2 separate regions of the Homo sapiens genome follow, and region 1 is linked to region 2. The links are chromatin contacts, found by Hi-C in ENCODE. All regions are on one chromosome and are shown on one strand. Each heading gives the region's core, a stretch centred on a gene start or an enhancer-like site at or near the end of the contact. The rest is flanking DNA. Distances are from core to core; before and after follow the strand shown.

What was found. A loop is a pair of places that touch in the nucleus more often than their neighbours do. Pooled maps may share reads with other maps.
Region 1: a map of esophagus muscularis mucosa shows a loop between it and region 2 (2.7-fold over the local background). The contact joins the promoter of LINC01797 here to the promoter of LINC01829 in region 2. A Hi-C loop is called at or near these places in 5 of 168 maps with a recorded cell type or tissue (Calu3, esophagus muscularis mucosa, prostate gland and 2 more) and 5 of 50 pooled maps.

Annotation. Positions count from the first base shown.
Region 1 is chr2:66,698,767-66,705,318 of GRCh38, forward strand. LINC01797 (long intergenic non-protein coding RNA 1797) reads right to left here and starts at 4,461. Exons shown (of 3, transcript NR_110265.1): 1 at 4,352-4,461; 2 at 1,145-1,342.
Region 2 is chr2:67,211,223-67,218,234 of GRCh38, forward strand. It overlaps LINC01829 (long intergenic non-protein coding RNA 1829), which reads right to left and starts at 4,097. Exons shown (of 8, transcript NR_038844.1): 1 at 4,006-4,097. All of the region lies in intron 1 of LINC01828 (long intergenic non-protein coding RNA 1828), which reads left to right. It overlaps LOC101927661 (a long non-coding RNA gene), which reads left to right and starts at 2,186. Exons shown (of 4, transcript NR_110568.1): 1 at 2,186-2,273.

The sequences.
Region 1 (6,552 bases), core at 3,211-5,710, 510 kb before region 2:
CCCCACCCCACACCCCACCCCATGCAACAGGAGTGGCATGATTAAAAATGATGAGATTTTCTTGTTATTAGCAAATTTGACATTTGCCTGATGAAATGCACATAAAATGTGAAAGCTACACAGTACTCAGAAGAATGTCTCCACTCCAATCCTAGCTACCAAGATGAAATAATTTAGGTAAAGGAAATGTAAAGGTCCTTGTACATCTCTTGCTGCAGAATGCTAGGGTTGCGTTATAAATGAAAGAACCAAATATTGCTGAGCTTTTAGAGTGATAGTATTTTGACACATGTGAAGCACATAGTGTTTCTTCTCTCACCTTAGCTGCTTTGACAATTTACTTAAACATAATACACATGCTCAAAAGCAGCAATTTACATGTCGTGAGCCCAGCCTTTCTCTGGTTTGAGATCTTGGGGCTGGGGCTTTGTTCATTTTTAGGAAAAAATGTTGCTTTTTCCTCTAACTAGGTCAATAATTCCAGCTTTTCCATTTTTAAAGCTTATCAAATCATTATTTTACCAACATGATGCTAATTTAGAACATCATCAGATAACACCGTGGATACATATTGAAAACATATTTTAATGGTTTTGTTTGTTTTGGCATCATATGAACCAAGAACAATTAAATTAAAAAGAGACTTTTAAAAGTTAGAGATTGCCTTTTTAAAGCTTATTAAAATCAGCATGTTAACATGCCTGTCTCTGAATTAGCTCTCACACTTGATTGCCATCATTAAAACGAGTTGTTCGGGTGCTGCTCAAAGCCGATTCTTACTAGTTATTAACTTGAAATCTCTTTCCATTGAAATGTAAAAAAAAAAAAAAAAATCATTCTCACTAGTGGAAGAAACAGTCACCAAAACATGAACTAGCACAGCAAGCCAGCAACATTAAACCACGAAAAGACCAACAGGTAAAATAACTACAGTAACATCTAAAACACACTCAGGGAAAAAAAAAAATCACAACAACAACAAAGAAGCAGTTCATTGATTATATTTCATGAATGCCTTAAAACAAATGTTTAAACAGTTTTCTGAAACAGTGCAGAAAACCTCTGCATGCTCCACTGGGTTGCAATGACAATGGTCTATTGCAATGTAAAACACGCTGGAGGATAAAAAGGTGCTTTTTGTTACCATTTTATCAAAGCTGTTCATCTTCGAGCTGCAGGCAGCATTTTGCTGGAATTGCAGATATTTCTCTGTCCAGGCTTCTTTGTTTGTGCATCTCATTTGCATATATTTATCTCCAGCTGAGGGTGCGTTCTGCTCATTAAGGCCTCCCTTCACATTATTTCATAAGCCAGCTGCTGAGAGGGATTTCACCTGTGGTGACTGAGAAAAGAGGGGTGAAAAACTAAATTCTTCATAAAAAGGAAATCTTCAGAGTCTCTTCCCCTATAAATGGGCACCATTTGTGTTAAACAGCCTCTTGTCATGATAGATGCCTCCAGAGGTCAGGGGTTAAAGTTGATTTGAAGGTCAGCAGTAAAACAACAGACAAACCAGACGCCAAACTGGTTCCTTAGCTGTCGGTGGGAGCTGTGGTACAACCAGGTCTTGAACCTTTTTCAACCTCTAATAAAACAGGGGATGAATCTGAAGTGGATCAACCAGGCCCCTGAGGAAGCAGCACAGAAAAACACAAATAATATCAATATCAGGCAGCCACAGGGAAACAATGGGGCATTTCTCCGTGCTACATGCATGCTGCTATTGTTTCAAGGGCTGGGGAATTAATTCCACTTATTTATTTAAGGCGTGTCAACTCACTGCCTAAACCTGTTTCAGTGTCAAGATGGATAAAACTTTTATGGCTCATAAAATAGAGCCATTCATCTCAATGTTCTTTGTGGTGGGTTTTCTTTTCTTTTCTTTTCTTTTCTTTTTTCTTTTTTTTTTTTCTGGCATACTGAGCTAGACCTCTGCTCTGAAACGGTTACATCTGAACCCATTGCTGCTATGATCCACACCATTTAAAAAAAAAAAAATTATTTCACTGGCAAATGGATCTCAACAGAAATGACACAGGGAAGCATTTTAGCTACGATGTAATAGCTCCAAAAATTCTTCTAAACAGTCTGCATGCAGTTGCATCTGTTTTGAGCATGCATTATTTACAAAGCAGAAGTTTTACTATTTTAGAGGAAAAGTTCAAAAGAGATAGCAGTAAAGATATTAGTTTTCTAGAATACTATGTCACATATTTCATTTTACTTTAGAAATGCAACCTTGTTAGGATAGCTCTTTCCCATTCATCATTTTTTGCCCAAGTTTCCACTGTTCCGTAGTCAGCTTATACTGATGTAATAATCAAATGCCTTCTTTAACTTGACTGCTCAGAATTTTATGTTTAATTTTCTGCATAAAATAGCACACATAAATGGAAAAGAAAATGCATTTATATGCTTTTTGTATTATACATTTTTTAAAAGTTCAGTTATAGAATTAATTTTACTTTTGATTTTCTGACAAATGACTTTAATAATAATATAAATAAACAGGTTAACATTTCTAAAGTGCCACACACAATGTGAAGCACATGTATTTTCTCATGCAATTATTAATTCAATCTAAGTCACACAGGTCCACTTAGAATGGACTGTAATAACACTCTTTATTATCCACAACATATTTTAGTTGAAACAAAATGTTCCAGTCACACAATATCATCACCGTAGTAGATCATTATAGCTTTAACAGATGACATCATGGGAACACAGTTGCTTTATATTGAAATGAGTAAAAAGAAGCAATTTGATGATATTTCACAAATTTTCTAATCACAGCCTCAGCCATGTATATTACACGTTTTTGCTCCATTGTAATGTAAATTGATTTGTGGAGGATTCACTTACTGTCTTATCCTAGTTGCTTTGTTTTTGAGTTCTCTATTGAATATTGTAGACTTTACATATGATGCTAGATTATTTCTGATGTAGTCAGTTGGTAGGTAAGGGTTTTCCCACATGAACTCAAGTTTTTCCAGTAAGTAGATCATTTGAGAATGGCTCCAAATAAAAGTGGTGCTTTCACATTTTGCTGGTACACAAACATATGGCCCTGAGGAAGACGGATTCATTTTGGGGTGCTAAGCACTGCTCAAGATGTAAGTGCTTTTTATTTCCCATTTGAACTGGTGCATGCACCTTACAGATGGACCAGTTGCTTTACATACTGGTGGCCCATTTACAAAGCAGCCCTGTTTGAAAACAGATGCTTTCAAGTGGGTCACCAGGCTCTAAGAAAAATATTTAAACCCTTAATTATTGGCTTTTGGTCGTCTATGGCAATGTGTTCTCATTTAAACATAGAGCAGGGGATTTTTCTTCTATAACCAATTACAGTTTAAAAAATGCAACGAATCTTGCTTCACACAAGGAGCTTAACTTGTGGTTGGAGAAATTTTCCAACTTATTAAATGTTGTTTATATCCTCATTTTTGTCTTCCCAAAGCATTTTATAACTCCCTCTGTAACTGACTTATCAATTTTCTTTCTGACCTTTCATATTAAATTTAACCACACCCCCACCCCCAAACCCAGAGCCTCCAAGCAACTAGCCTAGAGCAAAAATATACAATTTACTCTCTCCATATCTCCACCGACGTCTTTCGTTTTTCTTGTACTCTAATCTAATCGGTAATTCGTAAGCTTTGGCCAAATAGTTAAAAATGTTAAGTGCTAGCAAAGCCTTTTACCTCCCCCTCAGATCTGTCTCTGTTTATGGAATGGGTCCCAGTTTCCTCCTCTTCTCCTTCAGCCTGGGGTCTTCAGGTCAGAACACAGTAAATACACACAGCCCTTGCTGGACCCATAAATCTGAGCAAAGGGCAGGCCTATATATTCAGATAAGCAGGGGCAGAGATAGGGGCTTGAAAGGAGGGAGAACTAGCGGAGTCTGAGGCTCTGCAGCCCTGTTCAGAGAACTGAACTCAAAAGACCAAGAATCCTTAGTGCAGAAGGAGGAATTTTGCCTTGAAACATCTCCCCTTATTTCTAATGGATGAGATTGGCACTGCTTCCTCTTCGTTTATTTTATTTTTTCCACGTTGCTTATATTCACATCCTTACCAAATGTATTATCTTAAAGGCAATCAAGTTAAACAATAAATTTAATTTATTTCCAATGTCTTTTTTTCTTAAGTGTGTTTGTGTTTTGACCTGTGTGTGTGTGTGTATATCAGTGATATGAACTGAAGTCATTTTACTAGAAAGTCTTCTCTACTGTAATTTTTCAGTCCCAAAGTTTTTGACTGTATAACTGTATTCTTACTGACCACATTGAATCCCCAAGAAAAATACCTCTAAAGGAGGAATGACAAAGTGACAAATAAATGCTTACATATCCTTCAGTCTTCCAGGCTTCTATTTTATTCCTGGGTTCAAATATTTTCTGTTGGATTTTCACTTCTTGAAATTTTCAGTGACTCCTGGAAGACCACCCTTCTTGGGGGATGTACCCATTGTGACCACAGATAATGTCACCATGGAAAATCCTGGGCAAGATGACCATGGCTGAGAAGGTCCTTTCTATCACACTTGACAGAATCACTGCCTGATTCTTCTTTAGATGCAATGAGTCACACCACAGATTCGTCTGGGTCATTTCAGACTCCAGGAAAATGTGTCACTCGATTTGTTTCCGAGCAATGTTTTGTATTTTATTGTATACATGTATATCTAATTGTAATCTGATTTCTCTAGGTTATTCTTTTTGGCTAATAGAGAATAGATTTTTAAAAAATGCTAATTCATGTTCCTCAAAAGGGGCTTCTTTTTTTCTTTTCCTCGGTTGAAAAGTTAGTGATAATTCCAGGTAATTAAGAACATTTTATGGAAAAAAATTGCCAAGAAAGTAATTGGGCTGGGAGCCCAGTGTGTTACACCTACACTAGAGCCTCATTTTTGACAAATCTCTGAAATGATAACAATAATGATAATAATCATTATGTATCGTTTATCAAGCACTTACTTTTGGTAAGCAATGTACTAGGAACTTAAGATATATATTAATTTTTGTCTTTACAAGTGGTAAGTGATGTACTACTCTATAGTCTCAATCTTATAAATGAAAAAAACCCTCCGATTTGAAAAGTAAAGAAACTTAATCCAGAACACACATGGAAGCCCAGAATTTGAAAGTGGTTTTGGCTGCAGAGGGCTGTCTTCTGAGCTGCCTCTCCATAGCCTCAGGTTCTGCATCTTCAGGATGAGTGTCTTGGGTGGGAGGGTGTCTATGTAGTGGTGATCTTCCATGGCCAGTTGATTTTCTCCCGCCCCTACTCTCCTGAGCCTAGCCTTGGCATTTTCAATAGCTCTCTGGCATCTGGGCCTGTCTCTCAAAGACCTTCTGGACCACATGTCTGAAACGGAACTCACTGATTCTCTAGCTGCCATGTCTCTACTCTGTGATCCATGTGATGTTTAATGGGAGGGAGTACCCTCGATTCTGTAGTCCGAACTTAAGGCTCTCTAACTACCTACCTTTTTTCACCTGTCATGATTATTATCCAACCTGGCAGAGAAGTGACCTGTGCAGGAGGCATTACAGTCTGACCACCTGGGTTTGAACCCTGACTTCCCTGTTTACCAGCTGTGCAGTGCTGGACAAGTTACTTTACTCCTCTGCGCCTTGATTTTTTTTCATCTGTAAAATGGAGTCTAAAATATTATTTATTTTATAAGGTTGTCTAGTTCAGATTGTTGGTAATGTTTGACAGAACTATTAAAATAGCCTTCAGGCTGCTGTTTCTGCAGTGAGGCTCCTCCTTCCATAATCCAGCCCCTCTGGATTACAGAATAAAATAAATAATAAACATGATAATTTCCTGCTTAAAAATCTTTAAGACTCCCTATTGCCCTCAGGTCGAACTATTGAATCAGGAAAAGGCTTTCATTATTTTCCTCCAACTGCCCTTTCCAGAGTCATTTTCCACCATGACCCTCTAAGCAATTTCCACTCTAGCAGCAAAAAATTATACATATGATGTTCTTTTATTTCTCCAGACTTTTGACTGTGCTGTGCTCTCTCTATCAGGAATGCCCTTCCTTTCAATTTCCATGTAGCAAAAGTACATTTATCTTGCATGGCTCAGTTCAAAAGACACTTTTTTTTTAAAGGCAGCATAAATTGAGACAGTCACTTCTAGAATGCATTCCTCTGTTTTAGAACCTAGTATGTTGATAACAATCATATGCATGGTAATTATTTGTCTACCACTAGGCTGTGGACTGCTGTGGGGAGGGACTATGTTTTTTTAAACTTAATATCTTTTGTTCTAGGGCCTCACATGTAGTGGGAGCCTCCCAAATTTAGATTAATATATAAAATATCTTTCCTCACTCCTAAAAATGACTTAGAGCAAATGTGAATCAAATGACTGTAATGTTGTTAACTAGTTGAATTAACTCCTGTTAGCTTAAGATAATAAAGGCAGTGAACTTGTAACAAAATTAAATTAAAAACTGAAGTGCAATTATAGTGTTCTTACTGTCTCCAAGATAAAACCATGATACATTTTTTTCCTAGCACACGTTACATTT
Region 2 (7,012 bases), core at 2,847-5,346:
AGATTCAATCCAACAAAACTAATAGTGATGTTTAGCCTGCACTGCAACTAAAAGATAATATTTAAAAGTTATAGGTACAGCTGGGAACTGTGGCTCACATCAGTAATCCTAGCACTTTGGGAAGCTGAGGGTGGGGAATCATTTGAGGCCAGGAGTTCAAGACCGACTGGATAACATGGCAAAACCCTGGCTCTACTAAAAATACAAAAATTAGCCAGGCATGGTGGCACATGCCTATAAACCCAGCTACTTGGGAAGTTGAGGCACAAGAATCGGTTGAACCCCAGCGACGGAGGCTGCAGTGAGCCAAGATCTTGCCACTGCACTCCAGCCTAGGTGACAATGGGAGACTCTGTCTCAAAAACAACAACAACAAAAAAAATTAAATTTTTAAAAAATTTAGAAGTGCAAGGGAAAATAACTTTAAGTTTTCTTGTTTTCACAGAAAATTTTTTAAAAAGGAAGGAAGGAAAGGGAAGGAAGAAAGGGAGGGAGGGAGATGTAGCTATGCTGGGATGCATAGTTGAAATGTTAAGTGATAATATGGATGTGTCCACTATGATTAAATTAAGATTATAGAGTCTATTTGTACAAAACAACTCAAAAGAACATACAGTATATAGTGTGTATTTGCATATGTTTTGATACTGTATATGTAATATATATTGTAAGAATGAAAAAGTATAATTTTTGTTTTTTATATATCATTTATAATTTTCTTGTTCCTGATGTCCATTTTTCCCTGAGTTGTTGCTCATGATAATCATGTTCCTATATTTTGTATTTGATGATGTTATTTGGTGATTAGCATGTCCTTCTGGTTCATCCATTTAGCCTATAAATTGCAAGTAGTGCTGCTTCAGTTGCACGCTGTCTTCTCCCTTGGCCTTCACTTTGGCCTCTGAAAACCCTTAAATATAACTAATTTATTAAAGAAACAACTGGCCTCTCCTGTATTTAATATTTAAGGGGATAGAGATTTAACTTCAGGGCACAAAAACTACACAAAATACTTAGCTAGGTTGTTATTATTTAAATGTTTCAATGAAATTTAATTTGTAATTTAGGACTTTTCCAATCTTTCCTACATTTTATAATATATTTAACCTAAGCAGCTAAAATCTGAGCATGAGAAAGAATCATTCATAAATACAGATGGTACAATGAAGAGCTCCACTGAACACTGCTGAAGCTCGTGAAGTTGAAAGCAGAGTGGCTGATTAGCCATACACATATTTTTACTAATCACAGAGCAAGCATATTTTGTTACTGCATAATCAGATGCCTTAGGTATATCAAATATACTTTTTCCACATGACCAAAGTAAGAATTTGCAAGAAAAGCAATCACCATTCAATTACATGCCTGTGATTATAAAATACTAAAACAAGTCAAATTTCTTTTTCTAATATCAAATTTGAACTTAACCATATTTTCCTAAGAGCAATTTTCTAGCATTGAAAACCACGACTAACCTTTTGTCAGAAAAAGTGTTTGAGGATATTCCTGATACTGTTAAAGCTTTTTCTTATATGTTCTGGGCATGTTCTCTCTTCCTGAAATATTTTGATAACTTATAGAAGTTGAATCTATATTTAAGAATAGTCACTGCCCTCCTGTAAATTCAAGAAACTCACGAGGGGACCTAGATTTTAAAAATCGTTTGTGCTTTTGAAATCTTAGTGAAACTAAGCGTTTTCAATCCATAAAAATTTTAACTAACACATAAAATTCATTCAAATCTCTTAAAACCTTAAAAATGATAGACTTCTATTTTGCCCATACAAAAGAAAGCAATAGTGAAATTTTAACTGATAAATATTAAGATGCTTTCTTCTTTAAGGATTGTAGTTTCAAATGTTTTTACACTAAAAACCAACTGACAGATCTTTTATGAATATTTGGAAAATCATCCTTCGCTTTTTTGCAGCCCAGAAAAGAAGCAAAAAGAATCATAATATGCATTTTATGTGGTGATATAAAAGAGTCCCATGGTAAGAGCAGACGGAAAATGGTATAGTTATTATTAATTTAGAAAAACAAAAGAGCAGCCCAGCATTTCAGTAATGTGGCAAGTTGTGTGCTCTTGAAGGAGAGAGGGTTTTATAATTGGATTTTAGAGTAATTTAGAAGACGAGATAAGATGTAATGGTTGAGTATTAGAGGTTAGAACTACAAGAGAAACCCATAATGTAAGGGTTCACTGCACTGGGGGACAACAGAACAAAGAGAAGCAGCGCCAACCGAAAACGGCCCCAGTGAGAAGCAACAAGGTGAGGCTTGCGATGGGGGTTCCCAGAGGGTGTCAGCAGGGACGCAGGCTCAGCCCCTGCAGCATACCGTAAGGAGCACAGGCTTTTCTCAGAATGCTTTTTCTTTAGTGACCTGTCACTGTCCCACCTCTCCTCCTCCCTACCTGCGAGTTCAGCTTGGCATTTCTTTCTTCCCTGCAGCCCAGCAGTCAGACCTGAGCATCTGCCATCCAGGCTTCCACCCTCAGCAGGCTGTCCTGGGGCTCCATCCAGGCTCCCCTGACACCACCCACACACCCACAGGTCCCCCCACATACACCCCCACACATACACACCCCACACACATAAACACCCACAGACACACACACACACACATACCCACATATACACACACCCCACAAACATAAACACCCACAGATACACACATACACACCCACATACACACACCCCACATACATACACACACTCCCTACACACTCCACTCACATACACACCCACATAAACACATACTTCCCCCATACACACACACAGCCACACACACATCATACACACACTCCCCCTACACACACATACACACCCACAGTCACATCCACACTTTCCCCACACACATACACATACCCCACACACATACACACCCACATATACACTCCATACACATACACACCCACCAACATACATACACACCACACACACATATACCCCCACATACATACACACACTCCCCACACATACCCGACTTACATACACACCCACATATACTTCTCCCATACACACATATACACACCCACATACACCCCTCCACACACACGTATAACTCCCCACACATACATACCCACATAAACACATACATATACATACTTCCCCAACACATATATGCACACCACACACACACCCCTCCACATGCACATACTCCCCCCACACCCATACACATCCAAAACCCCACACACATACACATCCAAATACACCCACACCCACATACACCTTACATACATACACACACTTCCCACACACACCCCACACACATACCCACATATACACACACCCACAGACACACACACCCACATCCACACACCCCACACACATACGCACATACATCCCCCCACACGTACCCACATACTTCCCCCCGACACATACACACCCACACACCCCACATACATACCCACATATACACACCCACATACACCCCCCCAAAACACAAACCCCACACACACATACCCCACACATATACCCACATACAGACACACATACTCATACATGCACTTACTCTCCTCACACACATATTCACCGTAAACACATACATACCCACACACCCATACACACATTTCCCCCACATATACACAACCCCATACACACACACTCCCTACCCACACACACATCCACACACCCACATTCCCCCACACACACCCATACACACACTCCCCACCACCCCACACACACATATTCACCCCCACACACACACTCCCCACCACCCCACACACATATTCACCCACACACGCTTCTAACACACCTACACACACGCTTTCCACACATATACACAGCACACTCACACCCATATCCCTCCACACACACATGCATACCACCCTACACAGAGAACCAGGGCCTAACCTCTCTATCTCTCTTCTATCCCCGCAAGGCTCAGCCTGTGCCCACTGGGAGACAGAGAAAAGAATCTGAAGAAGAGTAAAATCTGCCTCTACCCACCCCACCCCCAATTTTCATTCCAAGCCTTAGGCAGATAAATGTACTTTTCCACCTGTTCATTGGGGTCCCTGTCCAGATAATCCATCGCACAGGCTCCAGCTCTCAGGTGAAGGCCTCAGGTGAGAGGCTCTTTTTAGATTTAAGAATCCAAGCCTGGAGGGGAAACCCTGTTTCTAGAAAGGGAGAGCTGTGTTGCTGACGGGCGGTGGGAAGAGATGGGAACCTATGGGGTTGAATTCCTGCCCAGTCATCGGCGCTTGGCTACCCCCTGCTGGGCGGGAAGCTCTTGGCCTCAGACTCACACATTATGCTCAGGGTCAAGTCTATTCCCAAGGCTTGGGACAGAATCCACTTACTTCCTGTCAAATTGTTATCACACGTTCCCAACGTGAAGCTGGAGTGTGAAGTTACCTTCCAATCCCCAAGAGGTGTTTGTTAAAGAGTTTTTTTCCTCTGAGCCCTTTGTATGCCAGTTTAAGCAGAACAAATCTATTTATTTTTTGTGAGGATCAGTTTATTAAAAGCATGCACATAACTCAAATCGTATAGTAAAATGATGTTAGGCTTTGTTGAGCATGAAAAGTGTGCTCGCTCAAACCCCATTTCCAACCTTCCGTGCGTCATTTTCCCCTGAAGCAGAACATAGGTTATGTTAACAGGACCTCAGCCCAAAGGCCTAAAATCAGCTTAGCTCCCAGGCTTTCTCCAGCCATCTCTTCCCACAACCCACTCTTTCCACCTCTCAGGAAAACCCCAGCTACATGATGTAGAAAACTGGCAAATATAAGCGGACGGGGAACCGATTTTTAACCAGATCAAGTTTTCAAATATAGATTAACACGTTTTAATTGTCCTATAAACTATTATTCTTAAAGTCACTCTTAACAAAACCCAGACTTGGAGGAAGTTCTCTGCCATAACTGTAATGTGTATACACTATTAAGATAGTTATGAAACCTCAGACACATTTGGAAGACGTGGCTTAATAGTGCCTTTAATACAAAATAAAGTAAAATGTAAATAAAAAGGGATTAGTTGTTATAAGCTGTGACACAGCTGCAGCGACAGAAACTGAAGAAACATGTAAACAGAGAGTGCTTTTAGTCACTCAGTGACCCAAATGTCTTTTTCAGACTCTCACAATTCTAATTCTGACACACTCGTTCATTTCATTTATTTTGCAAACCAAGCAGAAATGAAACGGACCTTCAGATTAAGTAAACAGGGGCTTTACATATAGCCACTAAGCTGCCAGATAGACAACTTTTGGTTTACATGGAGTGTAAGGGTAAAGAAACAATGTCAAAACTGCATCCCTTCTTGCATTTATTGGCATGAAGTGAAAATCCAAATATATTCACCAACAAATTAATAAAGGGTGAACAGGCTGCTAACCTTGCATGGTGCGTTAAAGTGTCAGAGCACTTGAACTGCACATCATAGCACAGCCTCAGAAATAAACAAACATTTCTCTCTGTCAGAATGGGGTAAATAAATTAGGATTTGGCTAAATCTCTGGTTGTTTTGCTCCCATGTTGTGGCCTAGAATAAGCCCTACACTATTTCCAGCTGAAGTTGACTCTACTTGATACCTTAAGCAAATGAGAGAAAAGACAAGGGTGACAGTGTAGGAAGGAACTGACTTGAGATTTTCCTTTCTTATTAGTTAACAGAGTTGTCAGTGAGTGAGAATGCAGGATACAAATTAATGCTTTTTCAAAAGCCTTCACTCTAATCCTATTTTTTCCTTAATGATCCCTTTGTCAATTACTGTTGTCTGGGTGTAGCCTTATAATAGTCATGTTCAGATTGTTTACCAAGGTTGGGTGAAATGGCAGGATGAGGGTGGGGGGAGGGAGGAACAAAGAGATAAGCCTATCCCTGATAAGCCTAGGAAGCTCTTAACTGAATTCAAGTAACCCTGCCCCCTCCCTCAATGGGAGAAGCATGCCAGCCTTCCCACCAAGTTCTTCCAGATGATACTCAGTACTTTAATCTCTATGCCTGCTCAGCAAATTGAGTGATTTCTCTTCTCTAACTCTTGCTATCTGGTGACTCCAACCCCTTTTTTCTTTGAGCCATTTCCTTTTTCCGTTTTTCTTGAAAAGTTTTCTTAAATCCATACACATTAAACTAATAAAGAAAAATGGAATATAAATGCTATGGTTTGAATGCCCCCTCCAAAACTCATTTTGAGATTTAATTGCCATTGTAATAGTATGAAGAGGTGGGCCTTTAAGAAGTGATTAGGCCATGATGGCACTGCCTTCATGAAGGGGTTAATGCTGCTATCACAGGTCTGGGTTAGTTATTGCAGGAGTGGATTTCTGATTTAAAAAAAAAAAAAAAAGATGAGTTCAGCCAACTTCCCTCTCTGTCTCACATACACTCACAATATGATGCCATCTGCCTTAGGATGACCCTTCCCAGAAGCTGGTGTCATGTTCTTGGACTTCCCAGCCTCCAGAACCATGAGCCAAATAAGTTTCTTTTCTTCATAAATTACCCAGTCTGTGGTGTTCTGTTATAACAGCAGACACAGACTAAGACAACAAGCAAAAGTTAAATAGCAAAGTGATGATGGAAGATGAAGGACTCTGAAGAAGAGAAAAATCAATGGGATGACAGAACATTTAGGCAGCTTCAATAACAAGATGAAATGTGAATAATAGAAAACATTATTTGAGTGATTATTATGTATCAGACACCATTCCAAATATTTTTATGTTTATTATATCCTTTCATCCTCTTTATCACCCTATGAGATGACATTATTATCTCTACTTTAGAGGCAAAAATGTATTGAGGCCTGGAAAAGTTAGAATTCAATAGCTTATCAGTGGTACAGCTAAGATTTGACTTTTGACCAGGGACTTGTAAAACTATGCTATGCTAATAGAATAGGAAAATGGGTTAAGAAAAACAACAACAAAAACAAGCCAAACAACATTGCAAGCCAGCCTTTTTAACTGGGTGGGTTTCATTGTTATTCAACTGTGGAGTCACATTTGCAAACATTCTTAACCAGAAGAAACCGTGACTGCTCCATATCCCAAAGA